3 separate regions of the Homo sapiens genome follow, and all the other regions are linked to region 2. The links are chromatin contacts, found by Hi-C or POLR2A ChIA-PET in ENCODE. All regions are on one chromosome and are shown on one strand. Each heading gives the region's core, a stretch centred on a gene start or an enhancer-like site at or near the end of the contact. The rest is flanking DNA. Distances are from core to core; before and after follow the strand shown. Region 1 holds the start of NGDN (neuroguidin). Region 2 holds the start of PSMB5 (proteasome 20S subunit beta 5). Region 3 holds the start of OXA1L-DT (OXA1L divergent transcript).

Region 1 (3,894 bases), core at 919-3,418, 430 kb after region 2:
TGGCTCACTGCTGCCTTGACATGGGCTCAAGTGATTCTCCTGCCTCAGCCTCCAGAGTAGCTGGGACTACAGGTTCAAGTCACCGTTCCTGGTGGACAATTATTTTAATAATCAAGGCCGGGAGCAGTGGCTCATGCCTGTAATCCCAGCACTTTGGGAGGCCGAGGCAGGTGGATAGTGAGGTCAGGAGTTTGAGACCAGCCTGGCCAACCATGGTTTAGTAGAAACCCCGTCTCTACTAAAAATACAAAAAATGAGCTGGATATGGTGGCGGGTGCCTGTAATCCCAGCTACTCAGGAGGCTGAGGCAGGAGAATCGCTTGAACAGGGAGGCAGAGGTTGCAGTGAGCCAAGATCGCGGCACTGCACTCCAGCTTGGGCAACAGTATGAGACTCCGCTCAAAAAAAAAAAAAAAAAAAAAGGCCGGGCGCGGTGGCTTACGCCTGTAATCCCAGCACTTTGGGAGGCTGAGGCGGGTGGATCATGAGGTCAGGAGATCGAGACCATCCTAGCTAACATGGTGAAACCCTGTCTCTACTAAAAAAAAAAAAAAAAAAAAAAAAATCAGCCGGGCGTGGTGGCAAGTGCCTGTAGTCCCAGCTACTCGGGAGGGCGAGACAGGAGAATCGCTTGAACCCGGGAGGCGGAGGTTGCAGTGAGCCGAGATCGCGCCACTGCACTCCAGCTTGGGCAACAGAGCGAGACTCGGTCTCAAAAAAACCCAAAATATGGCAGTGCAATTTGTTTTCTCATTGCTATCATAAAGCATATGAACAAACTAAATTTCAAATTCCCCGAAAAGGAAAAGTTTATTGCTGATCTAATTAGACAGGTCCGAAAATTTATGTAGAAATAGAAACTTTTCATAATACAAATCTTGATAAAACATTACAAAAGCTACTGGATAATTGACTAAGTATGCTGCAACAGCATCCTGAGCTTCCACAGTGGGCCTGAAGCAGCAAATTAAATGTTAGAGGAGTGGGGACTGAACACCCTCCTGCCTTCTTGAATCCAGCAAGATCTAGATACCAGGATTTCCTTACCTCACCTGCCCAGATACAGGTGTTATTCTTAATTCCAAAAGACAGCTTCAAGTCGGTAAGATCTGATTTCTAGACCCAGCTCTGTTGGACGAGTTGTGAACAAAAAATTATACACTATCATTCACCCTTTCGGTGCTTTATTTCCTAAGGCATGGGATGGGAACAATGAGTATCCGTCCAACCTACTTCACCAGCTTGTGAAAAACCAGAGTGAGAGAACACATCTGAAAGCACTGGGTAATGATGAGGCAGGTTATACTGAAACATGCACTGCCAGAGTTTGAACCAAGTTCTGCTGAAGACCTGTGTGACCGCGGTAAGTCATGTAAATATGAACCGTTCCCCAATTTGTAAAACGTATTCTTTTCATGTCCCCAAACTGGTAGGAGCGAAGAGTGTCGGGGCGTTATTGGAGCCGTTTCTCAGCGCTCCACAGTGCACACCAAGAGGGCAGGTGTCCTCGCACTCGGTTTCTAAACTCTGGCTCTGGGCTTCTCTAGCCTCGCTCTCTTATTTACAGATGAAGAAGGCTCAGAGACCGAGTGACTTGTCCACGGTCACACAAGGAGTAGTGTTACAGAATCGATTCCAGGGCCACCGGGTCTGTAAGGCATTTGGCGCGGTGGCCGTTGGATGAGCAGCCAGCAATGGCGGCTCTGCAATGTCGACACCGCAAAGCCAAGCCAAGGCCCATCACCTAGCGGCCGGTTCACGCACTACAAGAAAAGTGCCGTGAAAAAAGACTCTGGGTGCTGCGGCAGACGGGAGCCAATACGCGCTAAGTTCGCTCTGCTAATTCCTTTTTTCTATTGGTCCTTCCAACTGTCAATCAATTATTTGACTGTCTCTTATTGGCTTGCCGTCAATCATTTTACTCAGTCTACCAATCACACGCTCTTTGCCAAGTGCTTTTTTTCGTCCTGACGACTCTTTCTGAGTCTGACGAATTTAGCCAGTTCCTTTATTCCATTGGCCAGATCAGACTCCTCCTCTCGTTTATCCTGTTGGGGGCGGAAGTGAGAAAGCCCTTATTCGTATTGGCTTAGATTTGCAAGCGGCAGTTGTCTATCAAATCTATCAAGTCGCCCTTAGCGCTCAGGAAGTACGACACCGGAAGGGGTGGGCTTTGCGAAGATGGCGGCGCTGGTGAGTTTGGTGTGGTTTCTTCCTCGCGTAGCTATTGTGGAGTTGTCCTTTGCCTTCAGCGGCTGGAGGCAAACTGTTGGTACCAGGGAAGGGTGGTGATGAAAGTTGCTTCAGGGAGGCGGCCTCCCTAGAGTTACCGTTCCTGTCCGGTAACCCAAGGGGCTGGCTTTAAGGCGAGTCTGTGAACCCGAGTGTGAAGGCCCCGAGTCTGGGTGTCTGACGGAGAGAGGGCAGTTTCCCACCCTAGACGTTCCACTTTCCTATAATCCTGAGGAAAGAATGACTTTTCTTTACGCCTCCTCTCCCTTCTGTAGGGGGTGCTGGAGTCCGACCTGCCAAGTGCCGTGACACTTCTGAAAAATCTCCAGGAGCAAGTGAGTAGTGTCGCCTCTGGAATAAATTAGTCACGGATTGGCTTTGAGTTTGTGTACTTCACCTCAAAACTTTGGTGATTGAGATACGTGAATGCTTCCAAAAACCTTAGAGTAAAATGATGTAATCAAAACCTTTTCACGCCAGAATTCTAAGTAATTGATTCTGCACCCAAGGGAATACAAGAAACTCCAAAAAGAAATTATATGAATAGTTTTCCTTTATTCATATAGCTAAGGAAACCAGTGCTTGGAATGGTAACATGACTTGCCCTTTGGGTGCCCAGGTAATACACACTTATATACAGATGCTTCTCGACTTAACGATGGAGGTTATGGCCTGATAAACCCATTGTAATTCGAAAACCTCATAAGTCGAAATTTAGGCTTGATGCCGCTGCCCAGCATCACGAGAAAAGGACGGTTTCTACCGAATGCATATTTCTTTTACACCCTCGTAAAGTGGAAATTAAGTCATAAGTCGGGGAGTTATGTAGTTCTATGCATTGTAAGTTCAACTAGTACAAACAAAATTACAGTGCTTCAGTCACTACTCTCTCAGTCCTTTTCTCCTCCCTGTGGTTCAGTAAAAGATGGTCTCTTCTTTAAGAAGTGGAAAGTTTTTTTTTTTTTAAACTTTTTGAAGAACCATCTCTCCTATGCTTTCCGAGAAGTGAGAAGATAGTACTATACTTTAGACAGTGTTTCAGATAATTTTTAGGTGGCATTGTTTAGCTTTTGCTCTTCACAGTTTGCAGACATAATTTGATATAATCTAATCACTTGTTTTATTTGGGCTAATTTCAGGTGATGGCTGTAACTGCACAAGTGAAATCACTGACACAAAAAGTTCAAGCTGGTGCCTATCCTACAGAAAAGGTAAGATGTACTCAAACAGTAAGCATCCCCTGACTTAATGTTCTCAGTAGTTCTTTCATTGTATGTTTATTGTGTCTTATATATCCTAAGTGCTCGAGCTTCAAACATAAATATGATCCAGTTTCTGTGCTGAAGTCTAGAGGGAAGACAAAGCAAAGCAATAGATGTAAGTATTAATAGTAGCAGTCACATTACAGAGTTATGAGTCTCCAGCCAAAGAGAGGGATTAATTAACTGCCAGAAGAGCAGAGGGATTCAGGACAGGCTTCCCAGAGGAGGTGATAGGATTTTGAGGAATAAATGGGAGGGACAGAAAGAAGGAACATGTGCAAAGGCACAAAGGCCTGAAAGTATGGTGATAAGGGAAAGGAGTAAGTCATTTTTGTGATAGGATGTACTTTCTGTGTTATGTGTGTTGGGGGTAGGAAATAAGACTGGAAAAGTCACTCTG
Region 2 (3,633 bases), core at 74-2,573:
TATGGGTTGATCTCTATCACCTTCTTCACCGTCTGGGAGGCAATGTAAGCACCCGCTGTAGCCCTGGAGTCAGCTGCAACTATGACTCCATGGCGGAACTGTTAAGATCAGAGGAAAACACAAAACAGGCCACATAAGACCACAAAAACACTCCTACATACTTCTTTTTGCATCAATCCAAACCCAGCACATCTCTTTCTCCGTCCTTTTATACTTCACAGTATACTTCTATACTTCACCATATATTAATGTCACCCGAGCTTCACATCAATCCCTTGACATGGATATAACCCATATTAAATTCATTTTATAGGATGGGCGTGGTGGCTCACTCCTGTAACCCAGGCATTTTGGGAGACCAAGGCGGGAGGACCGCTTGAGGCCAGGTGCTGGAGACCAGCCTGGGCAACACAGGGAGATCCATCTCTACAAAAAGTAAAAAAACTTAGCCTGTCGTGGTGGTGTGTGCCTATAGTGTCAGCTACTCTGGAGGCTGAGGCGCTGGAGCCACTGCACTCCAGCCTGAGCGACAGCGAAAAGCCCTGTTTCAAAAAAAAAAAAAAAACAAATCATTTTATAGATGAGGAAACAGGTTCAATGAAATCAAATGATTTCTCAATCTAGAGCTAGTTATTGCAGAGCTGGGCAAGGAACCCCAAATGTCTGATTCTTAGTACAATGCTTACCCTCACCACGCTTCCCCTTCATGCCAGTTTCAGTTACCCCTGCCTTGAGGGGCCGCCCAGTTTCCAAAACTTTGGTAAACGTTTACAATAGCCTTCCCTCGGCCAAGATTCATTGTTGTTGCGGCCTTTCCCAGCTAGAAGATCCTGAACAGCAGCAACCTGGGGTCGCCTAGGAATCAACCCAAGAGGCCTCACCTTCCTCCCCCGACTTACCCCCGGCCCCACCGCCACCCTTTCCAACCAGAGCAAAGACAGGGGCCTCCTGGGCCAATGAGACAGCAAAACTGCTGCGGTCCGAACGAGAGGACCCAGCCTCCGCCTGGGTTGGTGGCCAAGGCCACCGCAAACTCCGGTCAGGCTGGGAGGCCAGGCAAGTCGCGGGCGTTCAGTACTCAGCCTGGCAAGGGGGCTGGCTCCACACCTTGAAGGCCAGGGTGGTTGTTCCATGAAGCATTTCGATTCCTGGCTCTTCTGGGACACCCCAGCCTGGCGCGGCCAGGCTCAGACCATCACTGAGACTCCCTGGACCTAGATCCAGCAGATCTGCACGACCCCCAAGTCCGAAAAACCCGCGCTGGTTCACCGGTAGCGGTCTCTCCAACACGCTGGCAAGCGCCATGTCTAGTGTGGGCAGAAAGAACTAATTCTGAGAACGCCTAGCAAAGATAGGCCGGGCAACGCCTCGCCGTCACAGCTTCACTTCCTATTAAATCTATTCCGGAATGGAGCCATTTTGACTGCTGGCAAGCACGCCTCCAAAAAGAAGAGCCAGATGCGAAAGACCATTTTCACTGAAGGGGGTCGGGGAAATAGATGGCTTCACTAACCTTAAATTCTAAAAGGACGTACCTGCCATCTTGGCTTTGGTCATGCAAGTAGTCCTGGATCAGAATAACCTCAAAATCACAGGAAGTGACTGAAAACGTCCATGTTGCGTAAGGGAAGTGAGGTCGGCCATCTTTGAGAAGGGCGTGACTGGTTGAAAATCGGTTCTGAACCCTTAGCGGTGAGTCCTCCCACTCCAGCCTGGTGTCCAAGCAACAGGTTACATCGCTGCTGCTTCAGCACCTTGTTAACGCGCCTGAGGTTGCCATCTTGTTTAAGGGCACCTTCTAAAATTGGGTAAAATAATGATCCATTCTGAGGCCATTTCCCTATATTAGTTAAACCACAGCAATTAGTGGTAAAACAACGCAACAAAATAAAAGTGCTATACCTCTTGTTGTCAGTCGCCATACAGCAACCCTTCTTTAACAGTAACCGGTTATTAATATCCAATATTCGTTCTCTTGACTCCTACCTTCTGGTGGAAATTCGAATAAGTAATGAATTGCCTAAAAGGCAGATGGAAGAAGAAAAAGCAAAGGGTCCAGTTAATCCACAAACTAGATTCTCAGTTCAGACCTGAATAAGTGTCAGTAGTAATTTACCATCTCAGAGACGGGAGGACGGTTGAGACTGCATAAATATGTACCAAGAGATTCTCTAACTTCAACTTGCTAAGATGATGCCTTTTATTCAGGAACATACTATATTTCATTGCCTCTTCCTCCCTCCACCCACCTTCATTTTTCAAATCTTTTGGGAACTATAACAAACCGGGAAGTGTGCATATGTATGAAATGTTGCCTCCTGCTTTATGGTTCTATGAAGTCAGTCTCTGGCCTTCCTTGTTGGATTCTAGCAGCAACATCTATCAACACCGAAATTCCACTTTCCTCTGATGCCCAGTTCGGCCCCATCTTTCCCCCAGCAGACTCTGCATATGCTGTATTGTTTTTGTTTGTTTGTTTGTTTGTTTTTTGAGACCAAGTCTTGCTGTGTCCCCCAGGCTGGAACACAGTGGCACGATCTCTGCTCACTGCAACCTCTGCTTCCCAGGTTCAAGCGATTCTCCTGCCTCAGCCTCCCGAGTAGCTGGGATTACAGGCGCCTGCCTCCACAACAGGCTAATTTGTGTGTGTGTGTGTGTGTGTGTGTGTGTGTGTGTGTGTGTGTGTGTTTAGTAGAGACGGGGTTTCACCGTGTTAGCCAGGATGGTCTTGATCTCCTGACCTCGTGATCCACCCACCTCGGCCTCCCAAAGTGCTGGGATTACAGGCATGAGCCACCGTGCCCGGCCTCACGCCTGGCTAATTTTTGTATTTTTAGTAGAGATGGGGTTTCACCATATTGGCCACGCTGGTCTCAAACTCTTGACCTCAGGTGATCCGCTTGTTAGCCAGGATGGTCTTGATCTCCTGACCTCGTGATCCACCCACCTCGGCCTCCCAAAGTGCTGGGATTACAGGCATGAGCCACCGTGCCCGGCCTCACGCCTGGCTAATTTTTGTATTTTTAGTAGAGATGGGGTTTCACCATATTGGCCACGCTGGTCTCAAACTCTTGACCTCAGGTGATCCGCTTGCCCCGGCCTCCCAAAGTGCTGGGATTACAGGTGTGAACCACTGCGCCTGGCCTATGCTGTATTTTTAATGCTGAAATTGGCAACCCTTTCCAAGCCCAATCATCAGAATAGAATTAAACAGGAGATCTTTGTGTTTCACACTTGGATGATGTGGAAAATGCGGAGTGCGTCTGTTTACTGAGCATATATTATTTTGCAGTCACCCCTGCAGTGCAACTAGTCTTTCTGCCTCCTTCCAGTGGTTTTTCACTCTGCCACTGATAGCATGTGTACCTCTCTTAAGGCCCTTTTACATTTTACCTGGTTAGAAATTACATTTATCTCCTACCGGATTGTGAGCTTTTAAATACAAGTACTTACTATTCATTTCTGTACCCACTGTATGCTTAATACATATTTGCCAAATGAACACCTGAAAGAATGACAGCAGTGGTCTTCTAGTCAAAAAGGCTTGAAGTCCTTGCTTATCTTTTACAGCTTTTTTCTTTCCTTCATATCCAGTTAGTTGCATGGTCCTGTTGATTATTTCCACTTCAGTGT
Region 3 (3,406 bases), core at 417-2,916, 270 kb before region 2:
TTGTAATTACTTCTAATTGTATTGAGTTTTAAAAGTAATCTCTAAAAAAAAATCAGTGTTTCCATATCAAAAATCTATTGATGTTTATAATAGCATCCAACATATGCAAGTGTTAGCTCATACCACTAATTATTACTAAATCAGTATTATAGTTCTTTGCCTCCTATTTTCGCCATATCTGTCAGGTACATTCATAATCGTTCCAAATGAGCAGTCACTGAAATAATTTCAGGTTATTGTATCTTTCTGAAACTATAATTTGTTGTTTAGAAAGTAATCTGCATATTGAGAGACTTTGTAAGGGTTCAAACATAATCAAACTCCACCTTTCTGACCAGTAACTTTTTTCCCTGAAGATGAATGCTTTTAACTTCAAGAAACAGAACACCCAAGCAACAGACTTAGAGTCTAAACAGTAAAGACCTTTAATCATCTTTTTTTTTTTTTTTTTGAGATGGAGTCTGTCGCCCAGGCTAGAGTGAGGTGGCTCCACCTCGGCTCACTGCAACCTCCACCTCCCGGATTCAAGCGATTCTCCTGCCTCAGCCTCCCTAGTAGCTGGGACTACAGGTATGCACCACCACGCCCGCCTAGTTATTTTGTTTTTTTGTTTTTTGTATTTTTAGTAGAGACAGGATTTCACCATGTTGGCCAGGCTGGTCTCGATCTCTTGACCTAGTTATCGAGACCACCTCAGCCTCCCAAAGTGATGAGATTACAGGTATGAGCCACTGCACCCGGCCAAGACCTTTAATTAACTTACACAACAAAGTCTGGAGATAGGCAGTTCCAAGCATGGTACAGCAGCTCAATGATATCATCAAGTATTTGGGTGTTTTCTATCTTTGCCCTCAACCATCTTCAGCACGTGAGTTTTTCTTTCCTTTTTTTTTTTTTTTTTGAGACGGAGTCTCGCTCTTGTTGCCCAGGCTGGAGTGCAGTGGCACAATCCCGGCTCACTGCAACCTCTGCATCCCGGGTTCAAGTGATTCTCCTGCCTCAGCCTCCCGAGTAGCTGGGATTACAGGCGCCCACCACCACGCCCGGCTAATTTTTGTATTTTTAGTAGAAATGGGGTTTCACCATGTTGGCCAGGATGGTCTCGACCTCCTGATCTCGTGATCCACCCACCTCGGCCTCCCAAAGTACTGGGATTACAGACCTGAGCCACCGCGCCCGGCCTGCACGTGAGCTTTTCATCTGGAAACTTGTCCCCTCATGGTCAGTCCTCACACCACCCCACTTACAGAAGAAAAAAATGGAAAGGTGAAGTCTCCTCTGGAAGCTTCGTCTTTTTATCTGGGAGGAAAATATTTCCCAGAAGCTGCCTTCTTTTAATTTCTGTCAGACTCTAGACTACCCTCAAATTTCACTGGACCTGCGATTACAATATTACCTAGCAATAAGAATCAAAAGAATCGAACATCATTGAGTGGGAAAAATCCTCTGCAAGTACAGCCAAGCCTTTTCTGAGGCTATTTTTAAACTTACAAATCAGAGGACAATCGCGACATTAGAGGAAAATTACCCAGGTTTACGCCATCACTAACGATGATAGCTTACGATGATAGCTAACCCAGCTCTTCAACTTCCTTTCAATCTCCAGAAAAGGCTCTCTGCGTGCTAATGGTAACGTGGCTTTACAGATTTTTACCCACTTCAAATATGGCCGCCAAGCTCCGTTCTCTTTTACCGCCTGATCTGCGGCTACAATTCTGGCTTCATGCCCGCCTCCAAAAGTGCTTCCTCTCGAGGGGTTGTGGTTCTTACTGCGCAGGCGCAAAAGCAAGTCCTCTTCCGGGCAAAATGGCGATGGGACTAATGTGCGGACGCCGGGAGCTTCTGCGCTTGCTACAGTCCGGGCGTCGGGTAAGGATGCCCCGGGGCAGAGCACCGGGATGCTGCCCTGACCCAGTGAACCAGGCCCCAGGACAGCTCGTGCTAGGGGTATCAGCAGACGCTGACCTGCTCACCGGGACCTGAATGTCATGACCTCGGGTCATGTGAGGACGCGCTAGGGTTAGTCCCCGACACTATGGGCCCAGCAGCCCGGTGTCAGCTTCTGGAATTGGCTTGGCTCCTGGCGAGAGCACCTCGGCCTCGTTCTCAGGGCCCTCCGATGTGGGTCTGCGATAACTGAGATGCGGGGAACCCAGGTTCGAGCTTCGCTCTGCAGGCACCACCCGCTGCATGCCTTCGGGCTAGCGGTCTGCGCGCGGTGATAGCAATGTCCTCCCCTGTAGTGGCCGAGCTGCCTGCTTCTTGGGGAGTTAGCATAATGAATCCCGTTTGCACCCACGCGAGGACTTCTGCTCCCGGTAAAGGGGCTCCATCATCCTTTTACACGCTCAGGTCCACAGCGTCGCAGGGCCCTCGCAATGGCTTGGGAAACCGCTGACCACACGGCTCCTATTCCCAGCAGCCCCGTGCTGCTGTCGCCCACACTACCTCTTCCTTGCGGCTTCCGGCCCCCGCAGCCTCAGTACCTCTGCTATCTCTTTTGCAGAAGTCCAGGTAAGAGGCCTTTCGTTCCTGCAATATTAGGAGTGGTGTTTCCTGGTTGGTTTCATATTTTGTTTTGTTTGGGAGCAGGGGGAATATGGAGCAGAGTTCTTGTCCACGCTCCACACAGCTCTCCAAAATGATAGCATCTCTGCTTAGGATGGATTTTCAATTCAGTGGGGAAATGATTGAAAGTACAACAGGAGAGATGTTATATTTGGTTTTCTGAGCTGTTTTAAAGAAAAGCAATTGTTTCATGTTAATATATGGCAAAAATCATGATAGTGATATTCAAATGGCTGAAGTTTGGAAAACAGTGATAAAAGAAATAACTTCCCAGCATGAAGGGAAGTCATGGATTCTTACTCAAAGTAACTTCTCTTCCTAACTATTGATAAAAATGAGATGTCCTTTTTAAGCTTGAAATCTGCAGACACTAGGCTAACCTGGAAGAACAAGAAGTAGAGAGAACAGAACCCAGTACTGGTTATTATAAAAAGATCTCACTTGCTTTGTGTTCGCTACTGAATAAATATAATACAAGGCTTTCTTTCACACAGGTTCAGGCCCCTCCTGTTGTTGCTGCAACTCCCTCACCCACAGCAGTACCTGAGGTGGCTTCTGGAGAGACTGCAGATGTAGTCCAAACTGCTGCAGAGCAGAGCTTCGCTGAACTGGGGCTGGGGTCATACACCCCAGTGGGACTGATCCAGAATTTACTGGAATTTATGCATGTTGATCTGGGCCTACCTTGGTGGGGGGCCATTGCTGCATGTAAGGGGAATATACCCTGGACATGGGTTAGGGATTTAACCTCATAGATGGCAATTCTTTGAATGGATTCAGGAAGTAGTTGCAGAAGCTCTGGGGTCAGAAGAGCAGATGATTTCAAATGAGCAATAGA

What was found. Hi-C counts contacts between places; a loop is a spot of excess contacts on that map. ChIA-PET counts read pairs that join two places held with the same protein, here RNA polymerase II (POLR2A). Pooled maps may share reads with other maps.
Region 1: a pooled map shows a loop between it and region 2 (16-fold over the local background). The contact joins the promoter of NGDN here to the promoter of PSMB5 in region 2. A Hi-C loop is called at or near these places in 2 of 37 single-sample maps with no recorded cell type and 12 of 50 pooled maps. POLR2A ChIA-PET finds 5 or more read pairs at or near these places in 1 of 52 experiments (GM10248).
Region 3: a map of CD8-positive, alpha-beta T cell shows a loop between it and region 2 (13-fold over the local background). The contact joins the promoter of OXA1L-DT here to the promoter of PSMB5 in region 2. A Hi-C loop is called at or near these places in 6 of 168 maps with a recorded cell type or tissue (CD4-positive, alpha-beta T cell, CD4-positive, alpha-beta memory T cell, CD8-positive, alpha-beta T cell and 1 more), 1 of 37 single-sample maps with no recorded cell type and 16 of 50 pooled maps. POLR2A ChIA-PET finds 5 or more read pairs at or near these places in 4 of 52 experiments (CD4-positive, alpha-beta T cell, OCI-LY7 and activated naive CD4-positive, alpha-beta T cell).

What each region holds. Positions count from the first base shown.
Region 1 is chr14:23,467,535-23,471,428 of GRCh38, forward strand. NGDN (neuroguidin) reads left to right here and starts at 2,169. Exons shown (of 11, transcript NM_001042635.2): 1 at 2,169-2,193; 2 at 2,508-2,567; 3 at 3,372-3,443. The coding sequence starts at 2,182. RefSeq lists a silencer at 1,796-1,845 and an enhancer at 1,932-2,872.
Region 2 is chr14:23,033,577-23,037,209 of GRCh38, forward strand. It overlaps PSMB5 (proteasome 20S subunit beta 5), which reads right to left and starts at 1,324. Exons shown (of 3, transcript NM_002797.5): 1 at 1,108-1,324; 2 at 1-98. The coding sequence starts at 1,305. RefSeq lists enhancers at 1,050-2,249, 1,050-1,719, 1,504-1,798.
Region 3 is chr14:22,764,896-22,768,301 of GRCh38, forward strand. OXA1L-DT (OXA1L divergent transcript) reads right to left here and starts at 1,667. Exons shown (of 3, transcript XR_001750638.3): 1 at 1,529-1,667. It overlaps OXA1L (OXA1L mitochondrial inner membrane insertase), which reads left to right and starts at 1,793. Exons shown (of 10, transcript NM_005015.5): 1 at 1,793-1,869; 2 at 2,353-2,514; 3 at 3,063-3,276. The coding sequence starts at 1,807. RefSeq lists enhancers at 388-951, 952-1,514, 1,515-2,078, 1,672-1,901.